Regions from separate parts of the Homo sapiens genome. Here region 2 is linked to region 1. Evidence: chromatin loops called from intact Hi-C (ENCODE). Cell type or tissue: heart right ventricle. All regions are shown on one strand. Each heading gives the region's core, and the rest is flanking DNA. Links, peaks and the distances in the headings are about the cores only.

The links. Hi-C counts contacts between places; a loop is a spot of excess contacts. Peaks named below come from ENCODE experiments on the same cell type or tissue, not always from the same donor. Only the 100,000 strongest peaks of a DNase experiment are listed, where the experiment ranks them.
Region 2: it touches region 1 in a loop (2.4-fold over the local background); 2 of 110 quality-filtered maps call a loop at or near these places.

Annotation. Positions count from the first base shown.
Region 1 is chr6:150,450,040-150,455,422 of GRCh38, reverse strand. No RefSeq gene overlaps it. Among named protein-coding and RNA genes, the nearest start is that of IYD, 84 kb to the right of the region's middle. In heart right ventricle, for the core only: no CTCF peak of the experiment used is centred there; a DNase peak (open chromatin) is centred at 2,452; H3K27ac peaks cover 2,696 bases.
Region 2 is chr6:150,579,420-150,584,802 of GRCh38, reverse strand. No RefSeq gene overlaps it. Among named protein-coding and RNA genes, the nearest start is that of PLEKHG1, 18 kb to the left of the region's middle. In heart right ventricle, for the core only: no CTCF peak of the experiment used is centred there; no DNase peak of the experiment used is centred there.

The DNA of each region.
Region 1 (5,383 bases), core at 297-5,296:
TGATCTCTAATTTCCATAGATTTCTCCTAGCGTGGTTTTAAGCAAACGAGCCATGAGCCTGTGCCTTTTTCTCAACCCAAAGAGACTTTGATCAATTACTCTCCAGGCCCCCTTCGAACAATAGAGTATATGTCCACACTCCCCCTCATGCCCACAATAGTGCAATCTCCTAGAAGGAATTTGTCTCTCCTCCTACAAGCTGGCTGGCACTGCCAGGCCTCATTCAGGTTCCCTGATGATGCTCAGCCTCCCCCTCCCCACACTCTCACTAGTTCTTTCCAGCAGGGCAACACCAGGGAGGGATTAGAGCACTCTCTCCTCAGCATCTCGAAGGCAAACTTGACTCCCTGATTATATATACATATATATATATATAATTTTTAAAAATTTATTATTATTATTATTATTAGACGAAGTTTCAATCACCACCCAGGCTGGAGTGCAGTGGTGCAATCTCAGCTCACTGCAGCCTCTGCCTCCCGGGTTCAAGTGATTCTCCTGCCTCAGCCTCCTGAGTAGTTGGGACTACATGGGTGCACCACCATGCCCGGCTAATTTTTTTGTGTTTTTAATAGAGACAGGGTTTCAACATGTTGGCCAGGCTGGTCTCGAACTCCTGACCTCAGGTGATCTGCCCACCTCGGCCTCCCAAAGTGCTGGGATTACAGGCATGAGCCTCTGCGCCAGGCCTTGGCTCCCCGACATTTGCATACATGCACAAGGTCATGTGCACATACACAAATGCATGCATGCACTCATGTATAACACATGCAAACATACATACATGCACACGCACACACACACACATGCACACACACACACCTATGGCATTGTGGGTATCTGGCACAATCGAGGGAATCCATTTCCAGTGCCAAGCATCGAGCAGGATGACTAAAAGGTAAGGCACAGATTTAGAAGTCAAAAGAGATAGACACTCACCGACCCTCTCCCTGCTGGTTTTCCAGGTGAGGTTTAAGTTATACCACGAATCCTCAACTGCTGTGAGGTAAGAACATTTAATTTTTATTTTTTCTTGGAGTCTTGTGCATCCAGGTTGGACGAGGAGAGAAGGAGAGGCTGGCAGGAACTCTTTTTCTGGATCAGGTTGTCTGTAGCCCCAAGACTGAGTGCACACGTTTCCATCAAGCCAGGCAGAAGGGCCACCAGGTGACCGCAGCAGCCAACCCCAAGGGGTCTCTGGCAGAGCTTTGGGCTTCTCTGCAGATGTCGAGGTTGGATTTATTCTTCCTGCCCTCCTACCGAGCATGTCTTGGGGATTAGTGGGAAACTGACTGTAAAGATCTTTTGCTTCCTTTTTGCATATAGCTATGTAATCTGACTTCAGGTGAAAATTTATGTCTAAGTGGTAAATGTTTTTGAGAACCCAGTGAGGATTGTGAATCCCTTTGCCAGTTTCATGATGGAGGGAGTTAACATGGATCATAAAAGGGCTGAAAGAGTGTCTGAGGTTACCTCTACCTTGTATCACCATACGAAGTAGCCAACAACTCCATGAGATAAGTTTTTCTCCAGCAGCATCATTGGAGCTTGCAGCACAAGTTGGAAAAGATGGGGAAAACCCACTTTTCTCTTATATGAAAATGACTTCTCCCAATCCTGTTTTGTCTCAGCATACAATATATATGGTTGTTAATTTACTACCCACAGCATCATGGACTCATCCTCTTCCCTGAATCGCTTGTAAATATTTTCTCAAACTGAGTGTATTTTCCAATGTTTATCCAGGTATCTGCATATCCAACTCTTCATTGTCCCTGGTGCAGGTTAACCATGCTCTGCAGGGTACCTCTTTATCCCCTCAGCCTGTCCCAGGCCTCCTGCCAGTGTCCACAGTGCTGTGCGTTGGGTGTCTAATTCCACCTCCCCCTGAGAGGTAGGTGGCCAGCCACCCCTAGGAGAAGCTGACACCAAGGGTGGCCATATGGGGGGAAGGAAGAGGTTGGTGCTGGTTACCTCCCACCTTGGACTATGTTCATTTCTCTTTTCCTTACTGCAGGTCACTGACATGTGAACACATGCTCCTAACAAGTTGACCCCAGTCTTGCTGAAATTGCCTAGACTGTATTATTTTCTTCCCCATACTTGACATAGAGCATAAGCTGAGAGGTACATAATACATGCCATAATTTATGACGGTGCTTAGGTAAAGCCATGCAAACTCGTCTATCATTGCCAGGTTCATTTCCAGTGGTGTTCATTGAAGGTAAGTTGACTCATTTATACAAAACAATTCCCTCATTTCCCTTTGAGCAATTGTCAAGTGTGCTTGACGCAGGCCAAGTGACCTTCAAATGCGGAGTGGGGTTTGGCCTGGAATGTCAGTGTGCATTTGGCAGCATGAATTGCTCCAAAGAATCCTGATTTCTTATGCATGAACTGCTGACCCCAGCACTGGGGCCTGGAGAGCGGGACGGGAAGGAAGGTGAACTCCTGCTGATTCAGGGGCCCTCCCAGCAGCCTTTCCACGGTGTCAGCAGTATTCACATCACTTTCCTCTCCTCCCTCTTCCGCCCCACCGTAAGTCCTGTCCCTGGAAGCACTTTTCAGTTGCCAGGAATCATGAACATTAGGAAACAATCCAAAAAAACGGGGTGTCTACTTTATATTCTGTGGCCCACACGGTCACACATGGGCCTGGTTTTAACACCGGGTCATAGGTGTGGAAACAGCCTGGCCTAGAGGAAGGAACACTGAACCAGTGAGAGAGGCCTTCAGTGACTCCAGGACCAAGCAAGTGTGTGGCCTGGAGGCTGGCCTTTCTAAGAGGCCTGTCTCGGTGGAAACGGAGGAATGTTCTACTGCTGGCTTTCCAGAGCGCTCCTCTAGCCCCACTACTTGGAGCGATGCTTCCCGGTGTTGAAGCTGCAGATCTAAGGACCATGTTTCTTCAAACACAACCAGGCCTCTAGGGCAAGATCGTTTCCAGGAGATGTAATGAAATATGAAGGAAAACGCCCAGCAGGCAACATGCCTGCCTGCTGAGGATCACAGGAAACAGCCTTACTACCAATCTACCAATACTGGGCCCTGAGCTGGAGAAACAGCTCCTTTTTTCATTTCAAAATATCACTAATGTTCCATGGTGCAGGACATATTTCAAATGCCTCAATTGGAAAAAACAGGCTCCAAAGGCATCACGGTGTGCCTGTGGCTCTTGTCTGTGCTAGGCAGCAGCACAAGGGCCTGCTCATTAGCTCACTGATGACAGGTTTATCCGCAACTGTATATCAAGCAATGAGAAAGTCAGCTGTGCGAGCAAACGTCCCTCAGTCATATTGCACAAAGCCTTCGTAAAGGGATAGAGTGCTGAAAGCCTCCTAACTCCTCTCTAGCTGAACATCTTTTCCCCTCCGCTACCTCTGAACCTCTCATCCTTCCAACTCAGCTCAAGAACGCAGAAGCTGTTTGCCGACCCCTTCTGCTAGTGTCCTGTCCTTGGTAATTCAAAGACGCCCCCGGGATGGCCCACAAAGAGCCCTGTGTGCATGCACACGCGCCACTGTCACTGATAAGGCCACTGGGTGGTGAGCGGTTCTTTTCACACTTCACATCCAGAGGCTTTTCCTGTGATTTGTGTGTGAAGCACCTGTTTGCATGGTCCGTCCACCCTTATCTGAGATTCTGCCTCTTAGGCACCAGGGCAGGTTGAAGCCTTTTTCACCCACTTACAAAGCAACAGCTTATTCCTGAGAAGTGTGTCAAGCTGGTATGTCCACTGTGCTCCCCAGACTCACCAATAAGATCACTGACTTAATTGTTTTCTGCCCCTTACTTTTAGAAGAAAGAAGTTAGGCAATCTAAAGGAGTCAAACTGATAATGTTGCTTTTGAAAAAAAGTAAACAAATAATAAAACATCTCCCAGAGTGTATGGGGTCCAAAACACATTTAACCCAGTTTCTCACACTTTCCATATGAACATTTACTCAATAATCCTACGTGATGTTTAGAATGAATAATTACTGTGGGGCCCCTCATCAAACATCAGAAAGAGACCAATAGGTTCGATATTTTGCCGTAAAGCAGGAAATTGAACTAAGTATCAAGAAATAAATACCAACAGAGAGAATAACAAAGGAAGGAAGGAGGGATTAATTGTCATTGTTAGAGAAAAACTCATTTTCTGATGATGATGGTCAAGACCTTATCTTATAATCCTCCTAACTATAGCCTCCTTTTCTTTGCATTGGGTACCCAACATCCATTATGACTGTTGTCTCCAGAAGCCCAGAGACATTCATCTTTTTGCTCTCCTTTCACTGATGAGGAGACTGGACGTCACGTGATAATTCAGCTGCCCAGTCTTATGGCAAGCGAGAGAGACCTATTTTGAACTGAGGCATGCTGGACTTCAAAGTCCATGTTCTTGCTCTTAGAGCAAGTCTCTAAAACAAGATTTTCACTAATTCTTAACAATTTATTGAGTTCAGCAGTTACTGAGCATCTATCATGTCTTGGCAGTGATAGGGAATACAGATATAAAAAAGTTACAGCCCTACCTTCACTTGAGCCAAAAATATTTTTCTTTAGGGAATCTTTAGAACAAACACTTTCAGAAAATTTTTCTAATTGAGCTTGAGATGTTGACTTGACTCTCATTTTTAAAACTAACTAATTGGCTATCAAAATGGCAACACTTACAAGATAATGCTTTCTGTATTTCTTCATGCATTTAACTCCCTAACTAATGAAAAACTTCATGATATTTTCTCCCAAAGGAGGGGATAGAAGTGTCTTTTCTTCTCACACTGTGAAGACAAGTAAACGTAATTTAGTTTCAATACAGTTATATTAGCTTTAGATAATAATGAGCTATTGCCATATATCAGACCACAAAAAAAGAACCAAAACTAAACATTAATACAAGGTATGTTTTTATTTCTATTATACTTTAAGTTCTGGGATACATGTGCAGAATTTGCAGGTTTGTTACATAAGTATACACGTGCCATGGTGGTTTGCTGCACCCATCAACCCATCATCTACATTAGGTATTTCTCCTAATGCTATTCCTCCCCTAGCCCTCCACCCCCCAACAGGCCCCAGTGTGCGATGTTCCCCTCCCTGTGTCCATGTGTTCTCATTGTTCAATGTGTAACAGAGTTGGAGTATGGCTTCTAAAAATCATAATTTCATATGCATAATGGCAATTGCTAGACAAGAATTCTGTAACTAGAGCTAGTTACATGAGCAAAAACTGCCTCATAGTTCAGGTTGCAAAGTGGGCAGCCATTATAGCCCAGAAGACACTCCCAGAAGAAATTGGTGAGCTAACTTTGTATATTTATGAACATTTTTGGTATTTTCAGTCTTTCCGAAGCACCTGGTGATGGCCAGTGTGGAAGACTAGGTGGAGCATGACAA
Region 2 (5,383 bases), core at 75-5,074, 130 kb before region 1:
CTTTTTTTTGTTTGCTTGAGACACAGTCTTGCTGTGTCACCCAGGCTGGAGGACATGATCACAGTTCACTGCAGCCACAACCTCCCAGGCTCAAGCAATCCTCCTGCCTCAGCCTCCCAAGTAGCTGGGACTATAGGTGTATACCACCATATCCAGCTAATTTTTAAATTTTTTGTAGAGACAGGATCTCACTTTCTCTCACCTCAGCCTCTTAAAGTGCTGGGATTACAAGCGTGAGCCACCACACCCAGCCTGGTTTCTTAATAATCTCAAGGGAAAGATTGTACTTGGAGGAAAGCCAGAGTTGGTTCCTGGCTATCCTATTCAGTGACTTGGTGACTATTAGAAAAATTAGTTAATGGCTTGCTCTTCACCTTTTTCAACCAGAGAGCAAGGATAATTATTCCTGTCTAGTCGGCTTTGCAGAGTTGTTGTGAAGAGAAAATGAGATAACAAACCTGAAAATGTTTTGAAAAACTGGGAAGCATGACCTAATGAAGGTAACAGTAATGACAGGAGTGCAATCGTGGTGAGTAGAGGTTCAGCAGCAGAAGCACGGCTGTTCCAGAGGATGACATCAAGGATTGGGGTGGAGGTAAATACCAAACTAAGAGCTCACCGTGCTATTCTGCTTTGGAAATGATTTAGTTCTTTATTCTGTATTAACCTATTTACGTCAGTTTTGTGATTAGGCTGGAAGTTTTCTTGTTCACTTGGTTGAAGCCAAGTGGAGCTGCATTTGGATTTCAGCTCTTCCACTTCCTTGCTATATTTGCTTTCTATTGCTGCATGACAAATCCCCACAAATTTAGTGGTTTAAAACAACACCCCTGGCCGTGCGCAGTGGCTCATGCCTGTAATCCCAGCACTTTGGGAGGCCGAGGTGAGCAGATCACCTGAAGTCGCGAGTTCGAAACCAGCCTGACAAATATAGAGAAACCCCGTCCCTACTAAAAATACAAAATCAGCCAGGCATGGTGGCACGTGCCTGTAATCCCAGCTGCTCAGGAAGCTGAGGCAGGAGAATCGCTTGAACCCGGGAGGCGGAGGTTGCGGTGAGCCAAGATCATGCCATTGCACTCCAGCCTGGGTGACAAGAGTGAAACTCCATCTCAAAAAAACAAAAACAAAACAAACAAGCAAACAAACAAAAAACACCCCTTTCTATCTCACGATTGCCATAGGTCAGAAGTCCGGTGTGGCCCAGCTGGGTTCTCTGCCAACAACCTCATGCTCAAGGAGTTCACTATCTGTAGCTCTGGGAAAGAATCACTTCCAAGCTCGTTCAGGTGGTTGGCAGAATGCAGTTTCTTTGGTTGTAGGACCGAGGTCCCTGTTTCCTTGCTTGCATTCATTTTCAGTTCCTAGAGGCCTATCTCTTATTCTGGCACATAGACCTTTTACCCTTTATCCTAGAGCCAGCAAGGGACATCCATCAAACCATTTCATGCTTTGAATCTCCCTGACTTCTTGAGTAGCAGGCAGAGAACACTTTCTGCTTTTAAGAATGTATGTGATTAAATTAGAGCCATGGATAGTCTCTTTATTTTAAGGTCAACTGAGCCACATGATATAATCCTGGGAGTGATATTGCATTAGATTCACAAGTTCTGTGGATTAAAGCATAAAATCTTTGGAGTCATTTTCAGAATTCTGCCTACCACAATTGCTCAAGGTGACCTTGATGAGATTGTTACTTAACCTCTCTTGGTCTTATTTTCCTCATTAATCATACCTTGAACCGTCATTGTGTTGATAAGTAAAATAAGATAGACATTGTACCTAAAACATGGCAAATACGTAGCAAACGAGATGCCTTTCCTATGCATCTCATATTCAGTGTTATGCATTGAGAACCCAGCTAGCCCCTAATACTTGAAGAGAGCTTCTGTAGAAAATAAGAATGAATCCTGTCCCTTGCAAGTTCAGATGTTCTTTAAGAATTTTATGCCACTATATGACATCATCAGGATTTGATTTCTCCATAGTAGCTGTAAACTGATGTATGCACACTGTATGTCAGCATAAATTAAGAACTTGGACAAAAGAACTTGCCAGAATTCAGCCTTGGAGTGTTTATGTCTGATCTAAAAAAAAAAAAAAGCCACATCTCTCACACACACACACACACACACACACACACACACACAGACATTATGTCTTGGCGGTAAAAGTAATTTCGTGGTGGTGGTGGTGGTGGTGGTGGGTAAGAAGAGAACAGGGCTTTAACATAATTGCTGGAGTTTAGTTTGTCCTGCAAATTTTATGGGTAAATTCCAACAAAGCATGCTTGCTTTTAAGACTGCAAAACCTGATTAAAGAAAGCATGGTTCTACTCTACTTCTTGAGCTGTCAAGACATAATAATCTTTGTGCTGTGATGCTTCATAGATTCTCTCCATGCAACAGTAAATTTTTATACAGCCCCCTTCTTTATTAATATGAATTAAACAAAAGAGCTAACAGCCCTTAAATCCATCAACTGGCCATAAATCTATCTAAGCAGCTGCGTTATGAGTCACTCAGGGATCAGCACAGTGAATGGGCTACTGTGCTTTCCCCTCGGGAGATGAAGCACACCCTCCCTGAAATGGTCATTCTCCCCTAAGTCAGTTATATTCAGCTTAAGGGGAAGTCAGAACTGCAGCTCTTTGCAAACCTTCAAAGGCAATGTGATAGCAAAGAGGCGATGAGGCATCCACAGACCCAAATTCTGGTATTAATGAGACAGGAGTAGCTCATGTTGTAAATTTCAGTGGCCCTTCAACTACTTACTGCTCCTCATCTCTCCAGCAATCAAAGGAAGTTAGTAAGTTCTGCATATTAATATTTGCTTCATAGAAGTATTTTCAGGGTTAATGTAATAGTATGAAAAAATGCTTTTAGTGGAGCATGTTATCTTTTGATTATATATTTTATGTTCCCTACTCTGAGGCCTAAACCATAGGTAAAGACTAATGACATGGTCTTGAAGGAGGACACAGGAAAAAGAATTGTGATGGATGCCAGTTCAACCACACATAGCCAGAAATCTTCCAATCCACAGACACTCTTCACTCACTCAATTCAATCAAGTCTGGATAAAATAAAACCTTGCAAAATAGGGCATTTTGGCTTGCTGAATTTTGGGGTCACTAGCATCCCCTTTCCTTTGCAATATATCACATAGAAAAGCATCAAGAATATTTGTACCTTAAAAGGTCTTCTTGAAATAATAGGGTCTTGGCCAAATGTGGTGGCTCACACCTGTAATCCCAGAACTTTGGGAGGCTGAGGCAGGCAAATCACCTGAGGTCGGGAGCTCGAGACCAGCCTGACCAACATGGAGAAACCTCGTCTCTACTAAACATACAAAATTCGCTGGGCGTGGTGGCGCATGCCTGTAATCCCAGCTACTTGGGAGGCTGAGGCAGGAGAATCACTTGAACCCGGGAGGCGGAGGTTGCAGTAAGCTGAGATTGTGCCATTGCACTCCAGCCTGGGCAACAAGAGTGAAACTCCACCTCAAAAAAAAAAAAATTGGGTCTTTTTCTCACCAATACAGACCTTGTAGTAGCTCAGGTTAATCTTTCTGAGTATTAATGAGTTCTTATTGTGTAATGTGGAGGTGATCGTGTTGGATGGACACTCAAGCCTCAACATGGAAGCCACTTTTAAAAATATACTGCTGCTCTATTAGGTTTCTTTTAGTTTATTGCTTTCTGCACTAATGGAATACCTAGAATTAATCTATTTAACTGATTAACCTGTTTAGTATCTGAATGATTGACATGTGCTCTAACATGCTATTAGCACATTTTCATAACTTGAAAAATGCACAAAAGTACATACTCTGTACTACAGGATGTGTAAGAGAACATGGGAGGTGGAGAGGAAACTTCATAACAGCTACTATGTATTGAGAGATTCTGTGTTGCTAGATAGTACCAAGTGGCTTGCTAGTATTATTTCATTTAATACAGTAAAGGACCCTATGAAAATAATATCAACATCATCATCATCACCTCCTCTGTTTTACTCATTTACAAAATTAGGGACTAGAGAAGTTGGGAAATCTGAACAGTCCGGTCCAGCTAGCTGGAGACTAAATTTGAGCACAGTTCTACTTGACACTGATGTCATCATGCCTGTGACTTAGGTGCTATGCCATGGTATGTAACATAATGGCATCTAATAGCCTCTTGGTATGACAGAAGCTGTGCTTAAGAGGCAAGCTGAACGGACTGAAAGGGCTTTTCTTTGGAGTGGGAAACCCTCACCAGATGGATAGGTGACACACAGAGACCCTTGGGTGGGGCTTGGGTGGGCCCCCAGCTCTTGATGGGGTGTGACTGCACAGGCCCTGTCACCCCTGGCTGTAGGCGCTTGAACAGGGGCTGTCAGGCAGCCACTTAGGGGAAGCTGCTGGGAACAGGGCGCTCATGCTTCCCTTCAGCCAGGCAAGAGGAGGGGTGGGTGGGAGCTGGGGAGGAGGGCAAGCAAGAGCTTGGCTGTGCTGCCTAGGAAGGAGCTGTAGAACCCAAGGGTGAGGATGATGTTCCTGGAGGCACTGCCACACTGCCCTTTCTTGGTGCTCCGAGAATGACAGCTGGGGTCAGCACAGAGTTCCACTGTTGGTGCGTTCCAGAACACTCCCGGAGCTGTGCTGGGTGTGCTTATGATGCACTCTGAGGCATCATCAAGGGAACACCAAGCCCATTTCCTTCACTCATGGGACTTACAGTCCACTGGAGAGAACTGTTTCCATGTAAATCTTTACCATTTTAACATGAAACTTTAAAAAGTAAGCAAAGCTATAGTTGAATGTAATTGGTACGTTGTCACTTGCACGACTGGATTCACAGAATATGCTATTTTAGTGTAGCACTATGTCCTCTGTTTTACAATATATTTTCTTGATGCTGCATGTTAGATCAGACCTCAGAATCCCATGTCTGAAGTGCTGCCTTGCACTCACTGGCATGTAAAAGAGTAGCTCCAGGAGCCAAGAGCCGTCTGGCGTCCAAAGCCAACAGTGCCTTTGGCAGGCCTTGGGGATACTGTCACCAGGCATGACTCAATGTATTGCTGAGGAACCATGCTTGGTGGCAGGCAGAGATGTGTCACTTCATGGCATAGAAAGACAGTGGAGAAAATTGCTCTTGAGGATTATAAAAATCATTCCAGAAATAAAATCTTTGAGGAAAGTTGGAAGGCAAATTCATTTTTCTTTCGTATAGAAAATCTCAGCATCTAAGACCTCCAGATGTCAATGGAAATCCTTTAAAAGAGGTGGTAGAGGGCTGGGCACAGAGGCTCATGCCTATACTCCCAACACTTTGGGAGGCCGAGGCAGGTAGATCACGAGGTCAGGAGTTCGAGACCAGCCTGGCTAACACAGTGAA